Linked DNA regions of Mus musculus: region 2 is linked to region 1. A link is a contact called in ENCODE POLR2A ChIA-PET data. All regions are on one chromosome and are shown on one strand. The core of a region is the stretch at or near the end of the contact, and the rest is flanking DNA. Distances in the headings are between cores, read along the strand shown. Region 1 holds the start of Tm9sf4 (transmembrane 9 superfamily protein member 4). Region 2 overlaps Tm9sf4 (transmembrane 9 superfamily protein member 4).

Evidence for each region. ChIA-PET counts read pairs that join two places held with the same protein, here RNA polymerase II (POLR2A).
Region 2: POLR2A ChIA-PET joins it to region 1 with 11 read pairs in embryonic stem cell. The contact joins the enhancer-like site here to the promoter of Tm9sf4 in region 1. POLR2A ChIA-PET finds 5 or more read pairs at or near these places in 4 of 5 experiments (Patski and embryonic stem cell).

What each region holds. Positions count from the first base shown.
Region 1 is chr2:153,157,946-153,164,240 of GRCm38, forward strand. Tm9sf4 (transmembrane 9 superfamily protein member 4) reads left to right here and starts at 3,356. Exons shown (of 18, transcript NM_133847.3): 1 at 3,356-3,626. The coding sequence starts at 3,612.
Region 2 is chr2:153,195,452-153,201,746 of GRCm38, forward strand. Tm9sf4 (transmembrane 9 superfamily protein member 4) reads left to right here. Exons shown (of 18, transcript NM_133847.3): 12 at 39-114; 13 at 2,899-2,982; 14 at 5,192-5,367. It also overlaps the pseudogene Gm20094. Among named protein-coding and RNA genes, the nearest start is that of Tspyl3, 27 kb to the right of the region's middle. Within about 2 kb of position 3,165, at least 1 of the 3 ENCODE cell types and tissues checked has a DNase peak (open chromatin) inside an H3K27ac peak, as active enhancers do.

The DNA.
Region 1 (6,295 bases), core at 2,106-4,605:
TGCAGCTCCCTAGAAAACAGCAGGTAGCATCTATTGCTGTACACATTCAACACCCGCCTACACACACACTAAGTAAATAAATATATGTAACAAGGGTCATGACTCCTTTGTGGGGTCAAATGACCCTTTCACAGGGGCTGCCTGCAACCATCAGAAAACACAGATATTTACATTAGGATTCATAACAGTAGCAAAATTACAGTTGTAAAGTAGCAACAAAAGTAACTTTATGATTGGGGGTCACCATAACACCAGGAACTGTATTAAAGGGATGTGGCATCAGGAAGGTTGAGAGCCACTGGTCTAAGGGATGGGTCTATAGTTTCCTCACTGAATAAGCTTCAGATACTCACAATGATAACTTGCTTGATGTCATACCCTTTCCAGATAGTGTTCTAATATCAACATAGACTTAGAACTTGTTCACATTCATGAGAAATATATAGGAGAATGCTGGGTGTGGCAGTGCATGCCTGTGATCCCAGAACTAGGGAAGCTGAAATGGAGATTGTGAAATGGAGGAACGACTTTAGCATAGAACGCAATAAAAGATGAAACTGAAATAATGAAGGCCTGTCATGGCTCATCAGGGGCTTGAGCAACTGTATGCAACAGGAGGAAAGTTTTAAAACAATCATATATTTTTGTGCTGGTTATAGTGTAACAGCAATAGATGCTACCTGCTGTGAAGGGTAATCTATGATACTGAGCTGACAAGATGGCTCAGTGAGTAAAGATGCATACAGCCAAGCCTCAAGATTTGAGTTCAAACCCTGGGGCCCACACTGTAGAAGAAGAGGATCAACTCCTACAAAGTCTGTATGTGCAACAAGGCATATGATCATATGTACACACTCAACACCCCCCTACACACACACTAAGTAAATAAATATATGTAACAACATTTAAAAATGACAATCTTTGGGATGGAGAGATGGCTCAGAGGTTGAACACACTGACTGCTCTTCCAAGGTCCTGAGTTCAATTCCCAGCAACCACATGGTGGCTCACAACCATCTGTAACATGATCTCAGCACCCTCTTCTGACATGCAGGCAGAATACTGTACATAATAAATTTTTTTAAAAATGACCATCTTGGAGCTGGGCAGTGGTGGCACACATCTTTAATCCCAGCACTTAGGAGGCAAAGGCAGGTGGATCTCTGAATTTGAGGCTAGCCTGGTCTACAGAGTGAATTCCAAGACAGCCAGGGTTACACAGCAAAACCCTGTCTCAAATATATATATTTCCTTATCAATATAAATATCTTCTTTTATATTATGTGTAGGGGTATTTTGCTGTATATATGGCTACGCATCATTCACATACCTGGTCCCTACAGAGGCCATAAGAGGGCATCAAACCCCCTGGAAATTGGAGTTACAGACTGTTGTGCGCAGCCATGTTGATGCTGGGACTCAAACTCTGATATTCTAGAAGAGGATCTTCCAATGGTCTTAACTGCTGAGTCATGTCTCCAGCCCCATCAGTATTACTCTTTAACCAGACATAGTGGTAAGAAACTTCCAGGACTTAAGTTGCAGTAGAACTGGCCACAAGTCTGCAATTCAGAATTACTACAAGACTATCTAGTAAATCCATCCTGCTTCTCTAGCTCTGTGCCTCTTGGGAATATATCTGCTCTTTGGGATGGTGTGTTGGTCCCAGGCATTTATGGGTTTGTTTTTCAGCACTCATAACAATCCAACCCAATACTAAATCAACTAGGCTCAACCAAGTAGTTCTTTTGTTCCAAATATCAATAAGGATATTCACATGTTCTATATTTAGTTAGTAGCTTGCTAGGTTTGAACTGCACAAACTTATTTCCTTTATATGTGTAACTGTCAGGTGGGGTTTCTAGAACTCTGTGAGGAATGACATAGACCTGTCTATGCAGCAGGACACCCAGCCATATTTATATCCTTGGGAGGAAGGAGAAGCTTCAAGCCTCTTACAGCCTAGACACAGAAGTGGAAGACACTTATAATTCACTCTATTTGGTCAAAGCAAGTAACTTAACCCCAGCATTCAACAAGAGAAAAAAATTCACCTTTTGACAGGAGAACCAGTATGCTCATAACATGCAAGAAGGAGAGGCTTGTTAGTAGACATTTATGCAGAAAAAAATCCACCACGGTAGTAATCAGTACTGACCACAGTGGTGGTCAGAGCTCAGCTGTTCCTTGCCAAGGTGCAGAAGAGATAACTAAAAATCTTAAGACCAGTTTTGGCACAGTACTTAAGCAATGCTGAGTTTTCTGTTTAGCCCGTGGCTCTCTTTATGGCTCAGGATGGTCTTGAACTCACCATGCCTTCCTTCCTCAGCATCCTGAGCGCAAAAATTACCAGTGTGAGCCACTGAACACGGATAATGATAAAGATGATAGTAACGATGATGACTGAGGCAAGGTCTCACATGTCCCAGGATAACCATGAACTCTTCTTGCTGGACCTTCTGAGTTTGGGGATTACAAGTCCCAGTGCTAAAGATTAGGCAGGCTATCTGCTAAATTAACTATATCCTCAGAACTCATTACTACTCTCTTAACAGCTTTTTGGATCCATCTAAGAAGACCGCACTGGCTCTTTGTACACTTTACAGTGGTATATATGAACCAAACAGTCTTTCTCCATTATGATCCTTTGAGTCCTCCCCAGACCCTTTTAAGTCAATACTGGAAAGTTAAGTTTAAGATGGTTAAGTGACTTGCTTCAAGTCATACATTAAGCCAGTTAGAATGGAGAAGTCCACATTGAAAAATGTCTCCTTTCACTAAGTGTTCTGCTTTTCATTCACTCATTTAACAAAGCATATTGTTTGGGACACCTACCATATGTGTGAAGGAATGTACATACGTTATATAATGACAATTATTTATTGAATACTTTATATGATTGTGTCAGTGGATACTTAACATAAGCCAATTATAAAAATAATCTAGAGCTGGGCGTGGTGGCGCACGCCTTTAATCCCAGCACTCGGGAGGCAGAGGCAGGCGGATTTCTGAGTTCGAGGCCAGCCTGTCTCGGAAAACCAAAAAAAAAAAAAAAAAAAAAAAATCTAGAAATCTCTGCCCCATTTCACTGACGACAAAAACGCAGTGTAAGGGAAAGACAGAGTCCTACCTTCATAGTTATTACGGCCGATTAGTAAGACTATATTATAGTCAAATAAATATTTAAACATATAATTACAAATTACTCTAAATCAGAAGCTGTCAGAGAGGGTTTACCATGCTTTCCGTTTCACAATTAAGGTCCCGGGTAACCCTGGCAACGACTCTTTCTGCCAATACTAAAGAAAGCATCCAGGGAGCGCGCCTATTTCCACACACCCCCATTACCCACAATGCAAAAGGAGTAGGCGGAGGAGCGGGTCTGCCAGAAGTCAATATGGCTCCAATAGTTACACCGTACGTTCTCTTCACCTAGTCAGAGACCTCACTGCCAAGGCCAATCTGCCAAGGAGAAATTAAGCTTCTTTTACCTCCTCACTACTGCGACTACAGAAGAATCTGAAGCCAGGAGTCCCCTTAGTGGAGCTACACTCCGTAACCACAGAAGCACCACTTCCGCTGACGTCATCACGCCGACACGTGGATCCAAGATGGCGGCGGCGATGGTGAGTGAAGGAGACTCCGGGAACCGGAGCTGGAGCAGGGCCCCCCTGGATAGCCCAGGACCTTCCAGCGCCCCATGCCTGGTTCCCAGCCTCCTCCAGAACCCCTGCTCGGGTTACCCTTGACTGGGTCGGCCTCTACAAAGTCCCTTTCTCTAGCCTTGGCATGGCATCTAGGCTTGTCAGGGCCTGGAGTTTTAGGGGAGGTGCCGCTTGGAAGGAAGACTTCGGCTCATGCCTTCACGGTTCTCATTTCAGCTTTCGTTCCCGCCCCTTGTCACCCCTATTTCCCATTTCTTCCCCTCCAGGCTTTGTCTCCTCCCGAGAGGCCCCCGTTATTTCTGCCTTCGCTCCTCCTCCTCACGTTCATACCCAGCTCTCCACATACCCATCAGCCTAACCAGTCTGCGGGTGCCACCTTGCTCGCACCAGCCCGAGCCTTGTCCTTACCTGCACCCTCAGCGGTTCCCATAGCGCATCCCGCTTGATTGCTGCTGTACCAGGGCATCCCATGCCCATCATCCCATCCCCAGGCCCTGCCCTTCTCCTGCCTTTTCTGTCAAAATCTGTCTCTCCTAAAGTGCTTTTATCCGATTGGTTCTTAAACCCCACTGTGCACGGGGATCTTGGGTTGTTGGTGGGGAGGCATGTTTAAATAGTTTCCTGAGCATCACTCCCAAAGATTGCAATACCTTAGGCCATGCTCAGGAATCTATAGTCTCACAAACAGTCCTGTGTTTATAATGGAGGTGGTCCCTGGGTTACCGTTTAAAAACACCTCTGGCCCTGCCTGTCTGTATCCCCCTCCCACTCCACACAGCTCCTTACAGATAAAGGGTCACTATCATGAAGCTGACTAGAATTAAGTCTCTTTGTGGATGAGAGTGGAGGTAATATACCTGTGCCTGAAGGATGAGTCACTAGCTGACTTCTGTTTATCAACCACAGAATTAAGTTTTTGAAGGTCAGATTTTCTAAGAGAAGTTCACCTCAAATTCTGTTTGCCAAGAAATGAGAACAAAAGTCGAAAGTGAATTTTCCTGGGTGGTCTTGTACATTGCTGCCTCAGAAGATAAAATTAATTCCATCGTGGTAGTGAATGACAAGAAAGACTCAGAGAAAAAGCTTGTGACATTTGACTCTACTGAAGGAAAATTCTTGCTTAAGTTATTTGATGTTGGTTTTCTCTAAACAGGGCCAGGTTAATTCATGAAAGGAGTCTGTCCTGTTAGCAGACGGCTGACTTTTTTTTTTTTTTTTTTAAATTAGGTTCCTTGTTTATAACCCCAGAAATCAGGTAAAAATGTTCAAGGTTTTGCGGATTGTAACCCCTTTTGTGGAGCACTTGCTTGAGCGTACCCAGGAGCCTAAGTTCGATATTTGGCTCTGTTTAGGGGAAAAGCAGATTCAAAGCTTTCCCTGGTTTCTGTGGCCACAGACTTCAGTATGAATCATGAAGAGGGGTAAATCCCTAAAGTGGGATGTTGAAATCCTTTTTCTCCTTTATCACATTCAGAATAAGGCGAATGTGAAGCCAGGAAGTCACACCCTTTCTTGTTCATAGAGAGTTTAGTAAGGTGGCATTTATAGCACTGCACAGGGAAATTCCTGCCCTGTACAGAGCTTTTAAGAGTTTATAAGTTAGCAATATGTATTTCTGGTGTACGTTTCTTCATTCAGCAAATATTTGAATGTCCAGTGACTGCCAGGAACTAGGTATATGACTGTCAGAGGGTCATGGTCCCACCCTCGTGGGCCCACTCTCATTCCAGGAAACCTGCCTGGTGCTGCTAAATGCTGTGAGGGTAGCAAGGTGACGGGATGGTGATTGGCAGTAACTGGGCATCATAGCTGGGACGGACTGACAGACAAAACACAAACAAACAAACCAGCTTTGCAAAGAATGTCCCAGGCAAAGAAAATGGCAAGTGTGATGGCTGAATGACATGTTTAAGGAATCTATAGAAGACTTTTAACACCGGAACCATGGGGAAGGGTAGCGTAGCAAACAGCAATCAGGGACGAAACCAGAGACAAATAAGAACCGCACTTGCTAGAAGTAAGTGTGCTTGTGATTGGTGCATGGTGTAGCTCACGGTTAGCAATCTGTGTACTGGATTTTGAAATAGATTTTTCTATTAGGTTGGCTTCACTTCCTCCTACCCTACTGGGACAACATATCAGGGGAGCCAGCTTGTTCTTAATGTGCAGATAGACCATAGAAACCAATTTTTTTTGTTTTGTTTTGTTTTTTTGTTTTTCGAGACAGGGTTTCTCTTTATAGCCCTGGCTGTCCTGGAACTCACTTTGTAGACCAGGCTGGCCTCGAACTCAGAAATCCACCTGCCTCTGCCTCTTGAGTGCTGGGATTAAAGGCGTGCACCACCACGCCCGGCAGAAACCAGTTTTTTAAAAAGATTTTTTGTTTATGTGTATGGGTACACTGTAGTTGTCTTCAGACACACCAGAAGAGGGCGTCAGATCACGTTGCAGATGATTGTGAGCCACCATGTGGTTGCTGGGAATTGAACTCAGGACTTTTGGAAGAGCAGTCAGTGCTCTTAACCACTGAGCCATCTCTCCAGCCCCATGGAAACCAATTTAACTCAATTCAATAAATAGAGAATGTGGCACCTGGGAGGCTGAGGGATCTCTGTGAGTTCAAGGCTAGC
Region 2 (6,295 bases), core at 1,915-4,414, 37 kb after region 1:
GGACTCCTTATTGTGGATTCTGCCTTTTCCTACAACAGGGTATTTGGTGGATTTTCTGCTGGCCGTCTCTACCGAACTCTAAAAGGCCATAGGTGGAAGAAAGGAGCCTTCTGTGTAAGTCTTCCCTCCTCGCCCCTCCTTTCCCCCCTTCTCCTCCTCCCCCTCTTCTTCCTCCTCTTCTTCTTCCTTCTCCTCCTCCTCCTTTTCCTAGCATTTGTTGGGGCCTGAGACACCCTTCCTACAGCACTCAGGAGCTTAGGTAGGCCCTGATATGGATTTTTAAGCTAGTAGCTAAACAACGTGATGGTGGAGCAGTGGGGGCTAGGGCCCACAGTCTCCGGTTCTAGGCTCTCTTAAGCTTCCAAAAGTATCTCAGCATTGCAGATGCTCCATCCACAGAGTGATACAGAGGTTGAACTTGGGCAACTTTTTGCTTGCATTGTCTAGTGACTGGAGCAAGAGACTAGTGGATTCAGAGTGGTGAGCGCATCCCAGGAGAACAGCACACCCAACAGACTAGAGAGAATTGGCTGCCAGGCTGTGTGACAGCCAGCTGACACGGCAGTCGCCAGAGTGAAGACACGTGGAGGTGGAAAAGTCCACAGAAATGGGGCAGTGCAGGCTGGGGTTCTCCCAGGGACCTTTTCTTCTTTCTGTTCACAGTGTTAGATGTGGTGCCCAGACTGTAAGTTTCAGTCAGAAAGGAAGAGGAGGAATTCTCTGCTATACAGTGGAAAGGAACAAAAAAGAAAAGACATCTTGACATTTGAACTGGGCCTAAGGAATATTTTAGGTAGCTGGAATTGCTGAGATCCTAGGTTTTGCGATCTTTTTGTTTGTATGGTTGGTTAGTTGGTTTGGTTTTTTTTTTTTTTTTAATATTTATTTATTTATTATATGTAAGTACACTGTAGCTGTCTTCAGACACTCCAGAAGAGGGAGTCAGATCTCATTACAAATGGTTGTGAGCCACCATGTGGTTGCTGGGACTTGAACTCAGGACCTTAGGAAGAGCAGTCGGTGCTCTTAACCACTGAGCCATCTCTCTAGCCCTGGTTTGGTTTTTTGAGACAGGGTTTCGCTGTAGAGCCCTGGCTATCCTGGAACTCACTCTGTAGAACAGGCTACCTTGAACTCAGATGTCCCCCTGCCAGCCACTGCCTCCTGAGTGCTGGGACTACAGATGTGCACCACCACACCCAGCTGGGATTCTAGTATTTTTTTTTTTATTTTTTTAATTTTTTCCAGGCAACGCTTTATTTACTTCATGCCCTTGTCCCCCCCTCTGGCTCACTCGTCCTGTGATGAGAAGGACTCAGCCACCCACAATAATGTTATTAATGGGTATATGGATCAGTTTCACGAAGAAGCCAATGAATCCCATGATAGCAAATCCTATAGCTGTAGCCATGGCAATCTTCTGGAATTCTTTTCTGTCGGGTTTGGTGCATCTTTTAACCATCCGAATTGAGTCCTTTACAAACTGCTGGCTGGGCTCTACAAACTGCATTACCTGATCCATGTTTGTTGGATGGCGGATTGAGAGCGTAGAGACACGTAGCTTAGGAGAGACTTTTTTTTTTAATTTTAATTAAGTGTATGTGTGTGCACACGCGTGCGTGTGTTTTTTTTTTGTTTTTTTTTTTTTGAGACAGGGTTTCTCTGTTTAACAGAGCTATAGCTGTCCTGGAACTCACTTTGTAGACCAATCTAGCCTGGAACTCATGCCTGCCTCTGCCTCCTGAGTGTTGGGATTAAAGACATGCACCACCACCATGTCTGGCTAGATCCTAGTCTTGACGTGGCTTTTCTTGATGGATAATCATAAACAGCCCTCTCTGAACTTCTGGTTTCCATCTCTCCAATGGGGATAGGTGCAACATATAACCTCTGGTACACTCATACCACAAGATGTTGATGACCCACAAGAGGGCCCAAGGACAAGAACTCACAAGAGCAGTGACTAGCTATTGGATGGGAGACAGTGAGCCAAAGAAGTTAATACACAGTTTGAGTGTTAGCTTGGGCCTTGACCTCTGTGCTTAGTGACCTATCTGGATGCCTAGATCATCCCAGTGTGGAAGGATGAGACTCAAGTGTAAGCCTGGGGCCTTGGGTTTTTGTGCCTGGCCTCTAGCCTGAGAGACTGACTAGATTACATTGCGTGAAATCAGGCTTTGGAGGGTGTCTAGGTTCTAAACTCTGCTCTGCCCTTGATAAAGTGTGATCTAGAGTGGAGAGATGCCCTTATCTTTTAGTAGGGTCTCTTCTAAACCTGTCTGTAGTGAGGGTGAGGTGAGATGGTACAGGTAGAGCCCACAGTTGCCATCTTTAAGAAGCTACTAAAGCTGAACCATTATTTTAGGCAGTTGGAGTTGGAGCCTAAACGTACATATTTTCTGGCCGTTTTATTTATTTATGAAGCAAATACTTAGTGAGTAGCTGCTGTGCTGTGTGATGAGAACACAACAGAGTACAGGATTTACAGTGTAATGGGGAAACAGACATTGATCAGGCAGCAAAGCATATGCTGGTGCTCCTTGTCTCGGTGAGATTACATCTCAGTTTGATAGAGTCGGAGATGGATGTATATCTCACACGCCAAAGTTAGTGTGGTTGCTACAGAAGGCCTCTAACCGGCAGAACATCGCCAATTCAAAAGATCCTAAGTAGACCCTTTATAAGGTGACCACCATCTATAATTAGGAAGTAGGTTGAGAGCAAGGAAAAAGCAGTTACAGGGCTCTGCAAAGTCTCAGAACAGGAGGCCTGTCTTGTGTGGGATCAGAAAAGAAGCTGTGCTTAAGCAGAAACCCAAAGGAAGCCTCTGGTCCTCAGCTCCCCAAGGACCTGTGGGAAGCCAGATGCAGCTCCCCAACCTGTTCCTCTTGCTCCCAGACAGCGACACTGTATCCTGGTGTGGTTTTCGGCATCTGCTTTGTGTTGAATTGCTTCATCTGGGGAAAGCACTCATCAGGAGCAGTAAGTACCTTTCCCCGCTGCCAAGCCCCTCTCCAGCAAGGAGAGCTGGTGAGGCTCAGTCCTATTCCCTAAGGACATTTCCTGTTACTGTTCCCTTCCCTTTTCTGAGCCCCCAGAGTTCTGTTCCCAGCTGTAGGGGTTGAAGGTTGGCTGGGGTTTCCCCAGCATTGCCCATCTTATCATCTGCCTGTGCCCTGGCCCTGGCCTTTCTGCAGGCTTGGGAACAGCTGGCCACAGATGACTTCTCTAAAGGGAGGTTTCCACACTCCAGGGGCCAGTCGGGGAATTCCCCGTGGTTTAATCAAGTGAGAGCTGCCTGGTATTCGTGGAGAAGGCTCACCTCAGCATCCTGTCAGCACCAACCCAGAGTGGAGCTCCCATTAAGCCTTGAGGTTGCCAGCAGCTCCTCGGGACTCTGTGACGGAGGGAGGGTGGGGCAGGTGCTTGTTAGGGCTGCTAAGGACTCTGGATATGGTATGAGTGTAGGCTGCTGCTTTCCAGCAGCATGAACACTTCCCCCACCCTGGTATTCAAGGTGGGCTTTCTAAAGAGCACAGAGACAGTAGGAAATGAAGCAGTGGAGCCATCCAGAGGTGAATACCTACCGTGGAGGTTTTAGATGTGTACTCTTTCCATCTTTCTCCTTCAACAGAGATGTTTAAAATGAGAGTATATGATTTAAAATTTACAACGAATGATGCTTATTGTAATACTGTTCTAAACATTTAATGTCCTCTGTTTCTTATTTTTAGGTTGCATACACAGTAATACATTGCATTGCAGCATTTTACACTCTGTCACTCTGCTTTGTCACTCACTCAGTCTTTACTCACTGTCCTCTTCCTTGTCCCTGCCCCCTCTGGCTGCTCCCCTTCTTCCCCAGCTGACTCCCAACTTCTGCTTTCTTATCACATGTATTCCATTACCCTATTTCCCCTACGTGAAGATCTCTTCCTTCCTTCTAATGATCCCTCTCTAGTTTCATGAGTTACATATACACATATATAAATGTAGATACAAAAATGTTTAGTGTAGGTTCTATGTATAAGAGAAAACTTGCAGTATTTGTCTTTCAGAGTCTGGCTTATTTTAACATAACAGTTTCAAGTTCCATCCATTTCCCGCAGAGTGTTGGTATTTCCTTTTCTTCATCTTCGGTACATCCATTTCCTGGCTGTTGGGACCAGTGCAGCAGTAGAGGTGGATGTACAAGTGTCTTTGTAGTGTGCTGACTGAAAGTTCTCTGCATCTGTACCCAAGTAATAGAGCTGAGCCATGTGGGATCTGTGTTTTTACTTTATACTGGTTTCTATAGTGGCTGCACAAATTTACCCTCCCACATTAATATGTTGTTAACATACTGATTTTTGCACAAGCCTTATAGAAAATGACTTACAGAAGATGATGGGGAAGATGAAAAATATCAGTTCTAACCCCACCCCCCTTCTACAGAAGCACTGTTAGCTTTCTGTTGTAGGCTTTTCCAGACACATGCACATCCAAACACTGAATTTGGGAGCCTAGGGTGCAGCTCAGTTAGCAGAGTGCTTGCCTAGCGTGCTGGGAACCCTGAGTTCCGGCTGCAGCACTTCATGGACTCACTATGCTAGTGCATGCCTTCCGATCCCAGCACCCAGGAGCTGGAGGCAAGAGGATCGGGAGTTCAAGGTCGTCCTTGGCTACATAGTAGGTTCAAAGCCAGCTACCTAGGATATAAGAGGTCCTGTTGAATAAAATGAATTTTATTAAAATGGAGTTCTTTTATTACTCCAGAGCCATGCCCTGCTCTTCTCCACTTGGGAGAATGCTGTGAAGTTTCATTTTAACCAAACTCTAGCAGTTTTGCCTTCTCCCTTGTCTTCACACAGCAGCCCTTGTGTAGTGTCTGTCCTTATGGCACCTTCATGACTCCTTGGGATTCTCAGTCCCCACTGCCTCCCTGGAGGCTCCTGGGATGCTGAGGTTCCATCTTCCCTGGAAGCTCACATGGCCCCATCTGCACTCTGCTTTCCCCACAGGAGATTCTTGGCCAGGCCAGGAGCCCTGTGGCAGAAAAGTCTGCAGGACCTTTCCCCACCACAGTGGTCCTGCTGTGCATGTGGCTTCTCCTCCCTGGGAGCCCAGAGCTGCCCATCCCTACTACTACCCCTGCATGGCTTCTGTTCTAGGTATCAAGGCCTACAGGAGCCTCACAACATTGTGTCCACAGGTACCGTTTCCCACCATGGTGGCGTTGCTGTGTATGTGGTTCGGGATCTCCCTGCCCCTTGTCTACTTGGGCTACTATTTCGGCTTCCGCAAGCAGCCATATGACAACCCTGTGCGCACAAACCAGATTCCCCGGCAGATCCCTGAACAACGGTGGTACATGAACCGATTTGTGGGGTGAGTCTAGACAGAGGTAAACAGGGGGCTTCCAGGGTGGACAACCCCAGAGCTCCCCTAAGCCATCTCCTTAGGAGAACGTGAAGAGGCTCCCTTCTCAGAACGGTGCTGGGGTGACTCTACAGCAGCAGCAAGTATACTGCTAGATGGCCTGTGTATTAGTCAGGGTTCTCTAGAGTCACAGAACTTATGGATAGTCTCTATATAGTAAAGGAATTTATTGATGACTTACAGTCGGCAGCCCAATTCCCAACAATTGTTCAGTCGCAGCTGTGAATGGAAGTCCAAGGATCTAGCAGTTACTCAGTCTCACGCAGCAAGCAGGCGAAGGAGCAAGAGCAAGAGCTAGACTCCCTTCTTCCAATGTCCTTATATTGTCTCCAGTAGAAGGTGTAGCCCAGATTAAAGGTGTGTTCCACCACACCTTTAATCCCAGATGAAAGGCGTAGCCCGGATTAAAGGTGTGTTTCTTAAACTCGGAGATTCAATCTTCTGGAATCCATAGCCACTATGGCTCAAGATCTTCAAACCAAGATCCAGATAAGGATCTCCAAGCCTCCAGATAAGGGTCACTGGTGAGCCTTCCAATTCCGGATTGTAGTTCATTCCAAATATTGTCAAGTTGACAACCAGGAATAGCCACTACAGCCTGCAAGCTCAGCTTCATGTCACAGTGAAGACAAGATGCCGCAGACTTAATGTCTACTTAGAAATGAGGTCAGGGAAGCAGAGAGGTAGAAGGTGGCAGAGCTTAAGACTTTTGCTTAAGCTGAGGATATAGCTCAGTGTAAAATACTTACAGCCTGGCAGTGGTGGCGCACGCCTTTAATCCCAGCACTTGGGAGGCAAAGGCAGGCGAATTTCTGAGTTTGAGGCCAGCCTGGTCTGCAGAGTGAGTTCCAGGACAGCCAGGGCTACACAGAGAAAC